Regions from separate parts of the Homo sapiens genome. Here region 2 is linked to region 1. Evidence: chromatin contacts called from ENCODE Hi-C or POLR2A ChIA-PET data. All regions are on one chromosome and are shown on one strand. The core of a region is the stretch at or near the end of the contact, and the rest is flanking DNA. Distances in the headings are between cores, read along the strand shown. Region 1 overlaps MIATNB (MIAT neighbor). Region 2 holds the start of LINC02554 (long intergenic non-protein coding RNA 2554).

Region 1 (5,521 bases), core at 200-2,699:
ATGGTTTGGACACATTGATGTATGAAGTGCTCAGAAATAGTTTACGAGTTTCATTACCACCCCCATTTTATAGGAGGAGGCACTGAAGCTTAGAGAGGTGAAGAAACTCACCCAAAGACACATGGTTGGAGGATGGAGAAACCTGGATTCAAGGTGGTCACCACACCCATGGGGCCGCATCACCCCAAAATGCTGACTCCGTCTTGTGGGATCGAACCCAGTTACTCTTTCTATGCTGGTTTCTCTCCTGTCACTCCTTCTCCCTGCAGGGTGTTCATTGCCCTCGGGGATCTGAGCACAGTTTGTGATTTCATATTTATTGGCTCATTGACTGCTCCCCTGACTGTGAGCACCACAAGGGCAGGGGCAATGCAGCCTGCTTCACAGCTGTACCCTGGGTACCCAGTACTGCACTTGGCACAGAGTTGGGAGTCAACAACATTTTACTGAATGAATGAAACAAGAGTCAGTTGGGCTTTTCTAGTGGGTGGTGTCCAGGCAAATTAGGGAGTAGCCAGATCCACCCCTTACTGGTTATGTGACTTAGGGCTGATGACTTCCCCTGTTTGAGCCTCAGTTTCTCCATCTGTAAAATGGGAATAACTGTGTTCCTTTCTTTTTCTTTTTCTTTTCTTTTTTTTTTTTTGAGACGGAGTTTCACTCTGTTGTCCAGGCTGGAGTGCAATGGTGCGATCTCAGCTCACCGCAACCTGCACCTCCTGGGTTCAAGTGATTCTCCTGCCTCAGCCTCCCGAGTAGCTGGGATTACAGGTGTGTGCCACCATGCCCGTCTAATTTTGTATTTTTAGTAGAGATGGGGTTTCTCCATGTTGGTGAGGCTGGTTTCGAAATACCAATCTGAGGTGATCCGCCCACCTTGGCCTCCCAAAGTGCTGGGATTACAGGCATGAGCCATCGCGCCCGGCCCAACTGTGTCCCTTTCAATGAAGCTACCCGGATTTGGCAAGAGAGCATATGCAACGTGTCTGCATGTGATGGGCTCTCAATTCCTGTTTCATGTGTTGATGGTTTCTCTTGGCCTTGGGCAGGTATGGCAGGCCAACAGGGTTGGGGGAAGACAGAGTGGCCTGAGGATTAGACCGGGGAGCAACAGGACCAAGTCATGGAGCAAGCTGGCCGGCAGCTCTGGCCTCTTTATCCTCTGAGCCTGCCTGTGGTGAGCACTCAAGAAGCCACAGTCATGGCGGCCCAGTCCCTACAGTCATCTCTTGCCTGGCCCATGGCCTATAAACAGATCCTCCCCTGCAAAGCACCCACAACAGCGGCGTAGCCATGTAGCCAGGGGGACAGAGACCGCTGTGGGGAGCTGGTGCTGTTCAGCCTGAAACACTAGCGATTTCCTAATCTTCACTCAAGAGGCCTCTCCTGTGTGAAGGAGGCTTCCTCCCAGAGGAAAGCTCTGGAATGTAAGGAATGTGCCAGAGCCTCCAGCCCAGGCCCCAGGAAAGAGAACATCTTGGAGGCACAGGGCTGAGGGGGCATTTTCCCAGCCATCTCAGGGACGCCAGGCCACCGGGGAGCTCATACCAGACATCACCTTCTGGCAGTGGGGTCAGGCCTCAACCGCCTTTACGCTTTCCCAGGTTCTCAGGCTGGAATGACGGAGGCCCCGTGGACTCTCACGGTCTTTGATTTCAGCCTCTCGCCCAGCACCTGCACCCCTGGATCTGGGGCCAGACCCTGTACTGGGCACTGAAGTACAGAGAAAAATGAAGCTGGCTCTTGTCTGAGCCAACTGGAGGTGGGACAGGTCCAGTGTCAAGTCTGGATTCCCATACTGTGTCACCTTGGACAAGTCACGTCAGCTCTCTGAGCCTCTGTATCCCCATTTATAAAATGGGGGTAACACTAGGATCTTCTTTCTAGGATGGTCACAAGGGTGAAAGGCCCCCATGTTCCTGGTGCCATAAACAGAAATTATTATTGTTACAAAAATGGCTGTAACAATATCTCCCATCCCACGTGCGCCTCTTATAATGTGACTTTGACCCTTCTCCCCTTGACTCTGGGTGGTTTGTGACTTTGGTGGAAGTGATGCCATGTGACTTCCAAAGCTAGTTCATAAAACGCGGGAGGGCAATACTCACTCTTGGAACCCAGCCACCATGGTGTGAGGAAGCCCAAGCAGCTTCAAGAGGCTCACGTGGAGAGGAACCAAGGCTCTCACCCACAGCCTTGGCTGAGCTCCTGGCAATCCTATGGATGAACCATTTTGAAGGTGGGTCATCCAGCTCTAATTGAGTCACTGCAGTGGATACTGCATGGAGCAGAGACAAACTGTCCACACCAAGCCATGCTCCAATTGCAGGTTACTGAGCAAAATGATGGTAGTTTTAAGCCTCTAGGTCTTGGAGAGGTTCATTATGCAGCAATAAACAAGGATACAGTTCCTTTTAAGAAACAACTTTGTTTCTGTCTCAGCTGATCTCAGGATCTTTTTTCCCCAAATCCTAGTCCCTTCCAGCATTTTCCATCTCAGGAAAGAGCCCCAGTCTCTCCGGTTGCTTGAAAAAGAAACCTGACAGTCATTTTTCTTTCCTTCCTCAATCTCTGTCACAGCCATTGTCGAAGTCCTGTCATCTTACCGCCTAAATCTCTCTCTTTTTTCTTTTCTTTTTTTTTTAAGAAGGAGTCTTGCTCTTTCGCCCAGGCCTGACTGCAGTGGCGCTATCTCTATCTCGGCTCGCTGCAAGCTCTGCCTCCCGGGTTCATGCCATTCTCCTGCCTCAGCCTCCCGAGTAGCTGGGACTACAGGTACCCGGCACCACGCCCAGCTAATTTTTTGTATTTTTAGAAGAGACGGGGTTTCACCGTGTTAGCCAGGATGGTCTCGATCTCCTGACCTCATGATCCGCCTGCCTCAGCCTCCCAAAGTGCTGGGATTACAGGCGTGAGCCACCGCGCCTGGCCTTCTTTTTTTTTTCTTTTGAGACAGAGTTTCACTCTGTCGCCCAGGCTGGAGTGCAGTGGCACCATCTCGGCTCACTGCAATCTCCGCCCCCTGGGTTCAACCGATTCTCCTGCCTCCCGCCACTACGCCTGGCTAATTTTTGTGTTTTTAGTAGAGACAGGGTTTCACCATGTTGGCTGGGCTTGTCTCGAACTCCTGACCTCAAGTGATATGCCCGCCTCTGCCTCCCAAAGTGCTGGGATTATAGGCATGAGCCACCACATTCGGCCCTAAATATCTCTTCTCACTTTATTCTATCCCCCTGACATTGCCCCAGTCCAAACCACCAGCCTTCTGTTTTGGACAGCTGTGGCAGCTTTCTCACCAGCCTCACAGTTTCATAAGGAAAACGGGAATCTTGATATATGAATGATGTACGGAATAAGAAAAATCATCAGTGTTCAGTTTCCTTCACCTCCAGTGCTGTGTCTCTGAGCCCTTCATTTGTTTTTGCCTGGACTGTTCCCTTTTTTCCCCACATGAGCCCAGGATAAGACCCCTCCGGTCACTACATCTTGTCTATGCATAACACCCTCCTTGACTAAGCCTGAGCGAGTTCACTCACTGCTTTGGTCTCTGGGCAAGCAGGTCCTGTTTATTTTTTTTTCCCCATCTAGACTTTAGATTTGGATTCAGTAGTAGATCAGATATGCATTGACACTGTCCATGTGCCAGGCTCTGTGCTAGGCACCTAGAATAGAGTGGTGAGAAGAAACTAAATGTCTGTCCTCATGGAATTCTCAGTCCAGTGGGGGAGACAGGCATTCAGTATAGAAACAAGAAAGTTAAATCCTTTCTACCACTGTTTATTGCTATGAAAAGAAGTACGGCAGGACAGTGGGACAGGATGGCCCGGGTGGAGTGGAGGATGGGCAAGATCAGGCGGTGGTCAGAGAGGGCCTCTCAGAGGAGGTGGCATTTGAGCTGTTAAGATGGAGTCAGCCATGCGACATTAGGAGAAAGTGTCAGCAGGGGGAACAGCAGGGGCAAAGGTACTGAGGTGGGGATAAAGCTTGCCATGCTGAAGGGACAGAGGTAAGGCCAGAGCATAAGAGGCTGGTGGGATGTAATGTTGAAGGGGCAAGCCAGGGTTGGATAACTCAGGGCCTGCTGAGCCACAATAAGGAATCTGATTTGACTCTAAGTATATTTGGAAGCCATTGGAGGGTTTTGTACTGCAGAGTGACACCTCTGATTTATGCTGTAAACACTGGCTTCCAGCTGCTGGGTGCAGAATGGATTGGAGGGGGACGGGGAAGCAGGAAGCCTGGGGCGGAGGCTGTGGAGGAGTCCAGGTGAGAAACTGCATTTATCAAAGACACCATCCACACTGGTGTTGTGGGGCTGAGACTCCTCTGTCTCCACTGTGGACCAGCTACCCTGTGCCTGTGACTTCCAGACACTTCTGTCTGTTATTCTTTAAAAGGCAGTTCCCTCCTTAATTCTGAGGTGAGGATCTGCCTTCACAGACTCACTTCAGCATCCTGAAAGTCTGCCAGAAGCCCAGTCTGACTGCCTGAGTGAGGCCTTCCCAGCACTGTGTTAAAAGCTGGGATTGAACCATTTGTTCAGGCCCTCCAATCCTAGCTGTGCCCTACCTCCCCAGCAACTTCATCCTCTTCAGAAGGGCTGTCCCCACAAATAAGGCGGCAGCAACACCGTAGTGTGTTGACATTGGACTTGTGTTCTTATCTAGATGTACCAGGGCTGTATGACCTATGGCAAGTCATTTTACCCTGTTTTCCCATCTCTGCCACCTTCACCGCCTCTCCATATTGGTTCAACAAATGATGTCTCACACCTGTAATCTCAGCAATTTGGGAGGTTGAGGTGGGAGGTTCGCTTGAGGACAGGAGTTCAAGACCAGCCTGGGCAAAACAGTGAGACCCTGTCTCTACGAAATAAAAAAATAAAAGTAAAAAAATTAGCTAGGCATAGTGAGGCACACCTGTGGTCCCAGCTACTCGGGAGGCTGAGGCAGGAAGATCGCTTGAGCCCAGGAGTTCGAGGCTGCAGTGAGCTATGATCATGCCACTGATTCCAGCCTGGGTGAGTGAGTGAGACCCTGTCTCTTAAAAAAAAACAAACAAACCAGTAAAGGGTTTGTGCATGGTGAGGGGCCACTTGGAATTGAGAAAGCAACCAGGTTGTTAGTACTTTGAAAGAGAGAGGCAGACACCCCTTCTCTCCCTGGTGGGGCAGATAACACTGCTGTGCACACCATTAGTGCCCATTAAAAGTATCCTTTTATGAGGGCAAACTGTTCTTCAAGTTCACCTTGGATATTCCTGCTCGGTGTGAACCTCACCTGCTTTATGAAGGCTTCCAGGTTCAGCTGACCTCACGTTCCTTATGTCTGGCTGGACTCTGGATAAACTTTAATCCAAACACCCAAGACACTGATTTGTAATTTTCTTTGTGTAGATCTTTCTTCCTGATCAGGCCAATGTGTCTCGAAATGAGGCCCTCCAACCACATCATAGTTTTCAAGGTGGAATGGGTTAAAAATACAGACCCCTCTGAATCAGAATCTCAGTGTGTCGGCCCAGG
Region 2 (6,045 bases), core at 3,156-5,655, 630 kb after region 1:
TTGTCAGAAATGTAGATTCCTGGGTCCAACCCAGACCTGTTGAATCAAACACTCCTGGAGTGTACCCAGCCATCTGTGTTGTCACAAGCTCTCCAAGAGATCCTGATGCTTGCACAAGTTTAGAGGCTGCTGAGCTGGACATTGGCAGGGTAGGAAATATGTATTCATCCTCCCAGTCATTCCTTCACTCCACCAACTGCTCATGCTTTCAGCATACAGTATCCCTACTACAAGCCAAGCACTGTGCCAGATATTGGGAATCCATTAATAGGGCAGAGGTGGTGAATTTTGCATTCAAAGAGCTTGCAGTCCCCATATGGAATTTTCCATATAATAGAACCAAAGATAGTCATCAAAGTAGGAAGGGATTTGAGCTGAGCCTTCCAATAACTGCCTCAGTTTCTCTCTTTTTTCTGCCTGTGTGCATCCAGTGTGAGCAGCTCACATCACTGCAAAGGAATCCGTGTGTGTACTGTCTCACTCACCCAACATTCATTTAGCAGACGCTTCATTAAGCATCTACACAGTTCCAGGTTCTGTGATAGAAGCTAGAGATTGAGGAAGGCTCAAGTCTCCCAAATGACAAACTCCAGAGGTAAGCAGAACAGGTGAGAATAAAAGAGGGTTCAGAGCAGACTGTTCCTGTTGGAAGCTCACCCCATGACAGATGGCAGCATGGGTCTTCCCAGTCTGGCCAGACCGGAATACTAGCCAGTTTCCTTCTCATGTGTAGAAGCAGAAAATTGTAGCAATCAAAACTATGGACTCTGTCCCCAACAGTCTGGGTTTATACTTGGCTCTGAGGCTTACTAGCTGGATGGCCTTCAGCAAGTTATCTTATTTCTTCATGCCTCACTTACTTGATCTATAAATTGGGAATATAAACAGCACCAGCCTCACTGCATTGTTGCAAGAATTAAATGAGAATTGGAAAGCTTAGAACAGTGTCTGGCATGTAAGAATTATTAGTTGTACTAATCACAAACATTACTTTTGAAAAAGTTGCTTGAAAATAAAATTCATTTTAAAAACAGATTGCTTTTCATGTGTACTGGAGATCTTGCTTCTTCAATGATTACTGTAGGGGATCCATTTTATAAAAGGAATAACTTGAGTAACCATATGTTGAATTTGCTTAAAATGAAGTAAACATGTCACCTGCTTCTGAGAGTGGCAGAAAGGGAGCTTTGCTAGGAAGTGTGGCAGGATTATTATGAAACTCTCATCTCAGATGGATCTGGAAATCCCTTGAAGTCCCTGATTTTGCATCCATGCTGGTCTGTCTTCTCTTCTTCCTTTCCCCTGATAGTTCTTTCAACACTGAGAAATAAGAAGATGTTTTAACTGAGAGCTAGTAAGGGACAACACATCCTTCATTCTTAATATGTCAGGATGGGAAATATTAAGAACTTCTATGAATCCACAAGCCACCCTTGCTCTGAAAATGGCTTCCCTATATATTTGTCTCCACTTCCTGTCTCACAGGAAGTGGCCACCTCCCGTCTTTGTGGCATCATAGCCAAGGTGCTTTGCCTAAAATCACTCATCTCTTCAAAGTCCCTGGCATGAGCTACCCATCACTGTCTTATGCTCAGTGACCCAGGACCACCTATGAGCATCTGGGCCCAAGAGATGATCTCAAACTTTTCACAATTATTTCAGGTATCAACAAGATGGAAATAAAGCCAAAAGCTGTGCTGAGATTCAACCATCAACATCCCAAAAGGAATATTCTGTTTCCCAGCATTTCTTGCCAAGGATGATCTCAGATTCGTCTGTTTCCATTCACTGTGAGCAAAGGCCTCAATTTTAATAAGGGTGTGGTTCTGTCTCTCCCTCTCCTGTTCCTGAAATTGGGCTGGGTGGGGACACTGATGGTCAGAACAGGGGCGAATCCAGAGAAAAGTATCTCCACCTTGGCAGCTCGTGAAGTCTGCTACCTACAAGGGTTTGAGTATCTCTCCTTGAGGCTCTGCTCCCACACAATTCCCTCTCCTGTGAACCTCTGTCTGCCCCATCTCCATAGGATTCATTTTTTTTAATGTTGAACATTTATTCTGAGAATGGAGAGTTGGATAAGATATGGCTCTGTCTCATGGGGCTCACAGCTGGAACACAGGATGGGGGCAAGCAGACAAATGCACAGACAGTTAAACACAGTTGCAAGAAGCATGACATTTGGGGAAAGGAGTGCTTAAAAGCATGGGGAAGAGGCATTTAACAGCCAGGAAAGTTCTGTGAGCAAAAGGTATACAGACTGAGAGAGGGTTGTGTAGCAGCCCTGTTGGAAACTTACTTGCAGCCTTCAGCCTTATTAATTCAGTGTGCTCAGCTGTTGGTATCTTTGAGTCTTAGGGATTGTTCTAGAGATCCACAGGGTAGGCTGGAAGTGCCAAGGGATTTTCCTGCCCCAACCCAAAGCAGCTCTCAGCTAGTGACTCTTGGGAGATGGTGTATCAATACCCCAGCTCCCTCACTCCTCAGGTGGGATGAATTCTGAAGCTTGGATTTTAGGGCTTTCTAGAATTTGTCTGCTGGAGTGAGCTCCAGTCACCCACACTGATAACTGGCTTTAAGACATACCCTTTATTGGCTGGATTATTTCTCCCACTCCCATCTTGGGGCTTCCTGGAATCCCCTCCCCAAAAATATTTCTTGTCCCTAGTTCCTTATCTCAAAGTCTGCTTCTGGGGAAATTCAAACTAAGATAGTATGTGAGGAGGAGAGCAATGTGGTCAGGTTTGGGTTTCTGAGGAAGGGCCACTCTTTTTGTCCCTGTGGTTGGAAAGAGTCTCTGAAATGAACAATTATTAGTTATATTTTCATGTCTTAGAGTGGACAAGAGAGAGAGAAGACAGCCAGTTACGATATTCCCAGATGGCTAGGACACAGACCATTCTTCCAGATCTGGAAATGCTAACAATGTTTCATTACCACAGCCCTGACCAGCTTGAAGCAACCTTCCTCATACCCAAATCAAATACCTGTGTGGAGAGACTAAATCTGTCTAAAGGCGACACAACCCACCCCGACTCATGTGTTCATGCATGCACTCAATAGGAAAACAGGGCCAGGTGTGGTGGCTCACGCCTGTAATCCTAGCATTTTGGGAGGCCTAGGTGGGCATATCACCTGAGGTCAGGAGTTCGAGACCAGCCTGGCCAACATGGTGAAACCCCATCTCTACTAAAAACACACACACACAAAATTAGCTGAGCATGGGGTGGGCACCCATAATCCCAGCTACTTGGGAGGCTGAGGCAGGAGGATCACTTGAACCTGGGAGGCGGAGGCTGCAGTGAGCCAAGATTGCACCACCGCACTCCAGCCTGGGTGACAGAGTGAGACTCTGTCTCAAAAAAAACCAAAACCAAAACAAAACAAAATATATATATATATGAAAACAGAAGAAAAGGGCACTGCAAGCTGGAAGGTGTCCTAAGAGAGGATGGCACAGAGGGGATCTCCTAAATTAGCCTGAGCTTTCTTCCAGACCCTTCCTTCCAGGAATGCTAACATTGTTAGCATTTCTCCTAATGCATCCTGCAGAGCTCAAATATTTTCAGAGTGCCTACTTTGTGTAACCACGATTGCACCTCTGGCTATTTTTTAAAGTCCAAGAATAGCCTAGATCAGCCAGATGCTTATAGATCCTGCCAATAACCAGGCCCAGCTTTGCAAGAGCTTTGCAAGAGGTCAAGCTTTGCTTTGCAAAGGCCCAGCTTTGCAAGAGGTCAAGATGCTCCTGGCCCTGCTGGCTCCCAGAGAGCCTTCCTCTCCTCCCCTAAGCCTCACAACTCCCAGGAGAAGATTCTGCAGATGGAAGCCCCGAGGTCCAGGGAGGTTCCAGGATTCACCCAGGGTTGCTCTGCTTGATAGGTGCAGGATTCAGGGCCAGGAGGACCCAGATCCAAGGCACCTGGTCTGGCATATTTTCAGGCCCAGAGATGGGGAATGATCTGTCCAAAGGGGACTTCTGATGAAGGAAAAATGAGACAGTATTCATTGAATACCTATTGCATGCCATGGGGTGACGGTGGGCAGGGCCACATGGTCCCCAGCTGCTATGCTCTCCAGAGGGATGATCAGATTTGTCCCAAGTGTCCTTTACATGGCCAATTGCCATGCGTGTCTCATTATTCAAAAGGAGAAATTAACATTTAATAGAAAAGAAAAAAGAAAGAGATGGAGGAAGATGGGAGGATGGGAAGGAAGGAAGGAGGGAAGGAAGGAAGGAAGGAAGAAGGGAGAGAGAGAAGAGAAGGAGGGAGGAAAGAAGGAAGGAAGGGTACAGGGAAAAAGGAAAAAAGGAAGAGAGGAAGGAAGGAAGGAAGGGAGGGAGGGAAGGAGGGGGGAGGGAGGGAAGGAGGGGGGAGGGAGGGAAGGAGGGGGGAGGGAGGGAGGGCAGGAGACAAACCTCGGAAGGGCTGCCCCTCAGAGACATCAAGTGGAATATGAATACTGATTTCTAACCCCACTTCCAACTCCTGAGTGCTTTACGCTGGGCTACAAGGTTCTCAATGTCTCAGTGCCTCAGCGTTCTGATTTATCTTATGGAAGCCTGCCTCATCTATTCATATATTGCATTCTTAAACACAGAATAACAACAACAGCAATGACAACAATGCTAATAGCGCTCCAACAGAGCTTGCTGTGTGCCCAGCCCTGTTCGAAGTGCTCCCCAACTTTGGCCCCTAGGATGCTCAGGACGGCCCTCTGAGCAGGCACTGATGTCGTCCCCCTCACATGCAGAGAAACCAAGACATGAGCGTGGTCAGGTCGTTCGTGCAGAGCCACCGGGCTGGGGATGGGCAGAGCTGGAGTGTGTGGGCACAGGATCGGGGTTTGTCACCACTGTGCTGCACTGCCTCTGCACCCCAACTAGGCCTCACGCTGATGGAGACATCGCAGTGCATGGGAGAACATTCACTGCGTGGTGCTGAGGACGCAGCAGGCACTCGGTACAACCTGTTCCTTGCGTGGCCCGCTAGCTTTGGGTCCCAAAATAATCTGCCTCCTGAATCTGCAACTTTCTCCCCACCTGCTGGGCATTCTCTTAATTCAACCGAAGCCTCTCCCTGTCCCCATTAGGACGGCCACTCCCAACAGGAGTTCCCGGCCTGTGAAGGCCAACCGGTCGGGGCTCAGCACCCCATTATCATTCTGCCACTTTCCAAAGGAAATTATAAGCACTTTGTGTCAACCCTCATCTGTCCCGGCAGCCGCACCGCAGGAAAGCGATTGAGGTCAGAGAAGGCAGACAGCCTACCCATCACACCCGCCGCGGCCATTCCTCATGTAGTGACATGCAATCTCCCGCCAAGGGTCACCTCTGGGGAAGCGATTCCTTCAAGCCTAGAACAAGTGCCGAATTGCAGCTTTGCCGAATGATCATGTGGAACACATTGAAAATAGCCGCCTCAGTAATAAATGCTTAACCAAAGCAGCCCCTTCCTCCGGCATAACCAGGAGCATATTTACTGTAAATATGTTAACCAATTCATGCTGCAGCACATGGCCGAGGAGTCAGCTTCCCAGGCAGCAAAGAGCAAACCCCCGCTGGGCTGAGAAGGAGCAAGCCGCAAAGGAGAGGATTGTGTCCGCCAGGAAAAGGAAGAGGCAGGAAAAGGCACCTGGGACAGAGGAGCCTCCTGCAGGCCCCACAGCCCCACCCGACAGAGGAGTGGCGAGAAGGGGACTTGGCATTCTGCATCTTGCCGTCACCTCTGTGCCCCACGGAATCTGTGAGTTAAGACTGGCTCCAAGAGAAGTGGCGTTTGTGTTTCTCCTTCATTTCCTGCTCACATGGTGAAGTCCGTAGTGTGACAGCTCTGAACTCCACAGGATGAATCAGGGTCAGGGGAGAGGACAGGAGGAAAGAAGGAGCGAGAGAAAGGGGAGAGAGAGAGAGGAGACGGGAGAGTGATGGCGAGAGACAGAAATATGAATGAGAAACGGGAAAAAAATCGAGAAGATGATGAGAAGCCTGAAAGACAGAGAAAGCAATCTAAGATGAGAAAAAGAGCACTGAGAAAGAAAACATTC

What was found. Hi-C counts contacts between places; a loop is a spot of excess contacts on that map. ChIA-PET counts read pairs that join two places held with the same protein, here RNA polymerase II (POLR2A). Pooled maps may share reads with other maps.
Region 2: a map of chondrocyte shows a loop between it and region 1 (2.6-fold over the local background). The contact joins the promoter of LINC02554 here to the enhancer-like site in region 1. A Hi-C loop is called at or near these places in 4 of 168 maps with a recorded cell type or tissue (MCF 10A, chondrocyte, colonic mucosa and 1 more), 1 of 37 single-sample maps with no recorded cell type and 3 of 50 pooled maps. POLR2A ChIA-PET finds 5 or more read pairs at or near these places in 2 of 52 experiments (H1 and WTC11).

What each region holds. Positions count from the first base shown.
Region 1 is chr22:26,680,167-26,685,687 of GRCh38, forward strand. The region is part of intron 1 of MIATNB (MIAT neighbor); the gene reads left to right. Among named protein-coding and RNA genes, the nearest start is that of MIATNB, 10 kb to the left of the region's middle. RefSeq lists enhancers at 578-1,402, 1,403-2,226. Within about 2 kb of position 1,450, at least 3 of the 41 ENCODE cell types and tissues checked have a DNase peak (open chromatin) inside an H3K27ac peak, as active enhancers do.
Region 2 is chr22:27,306,246-27,312,290 of GRCh38, forward strand. LINC02554 (long intergenic non-protein coding RNA 2554) reads left to right here and starts at 4,406. Exons shown (of 2, transcript NR_134581.1): 1 at 4,406-6,045. RefSeq lists enhancers at 4,377-5,151, 5,152-5,925.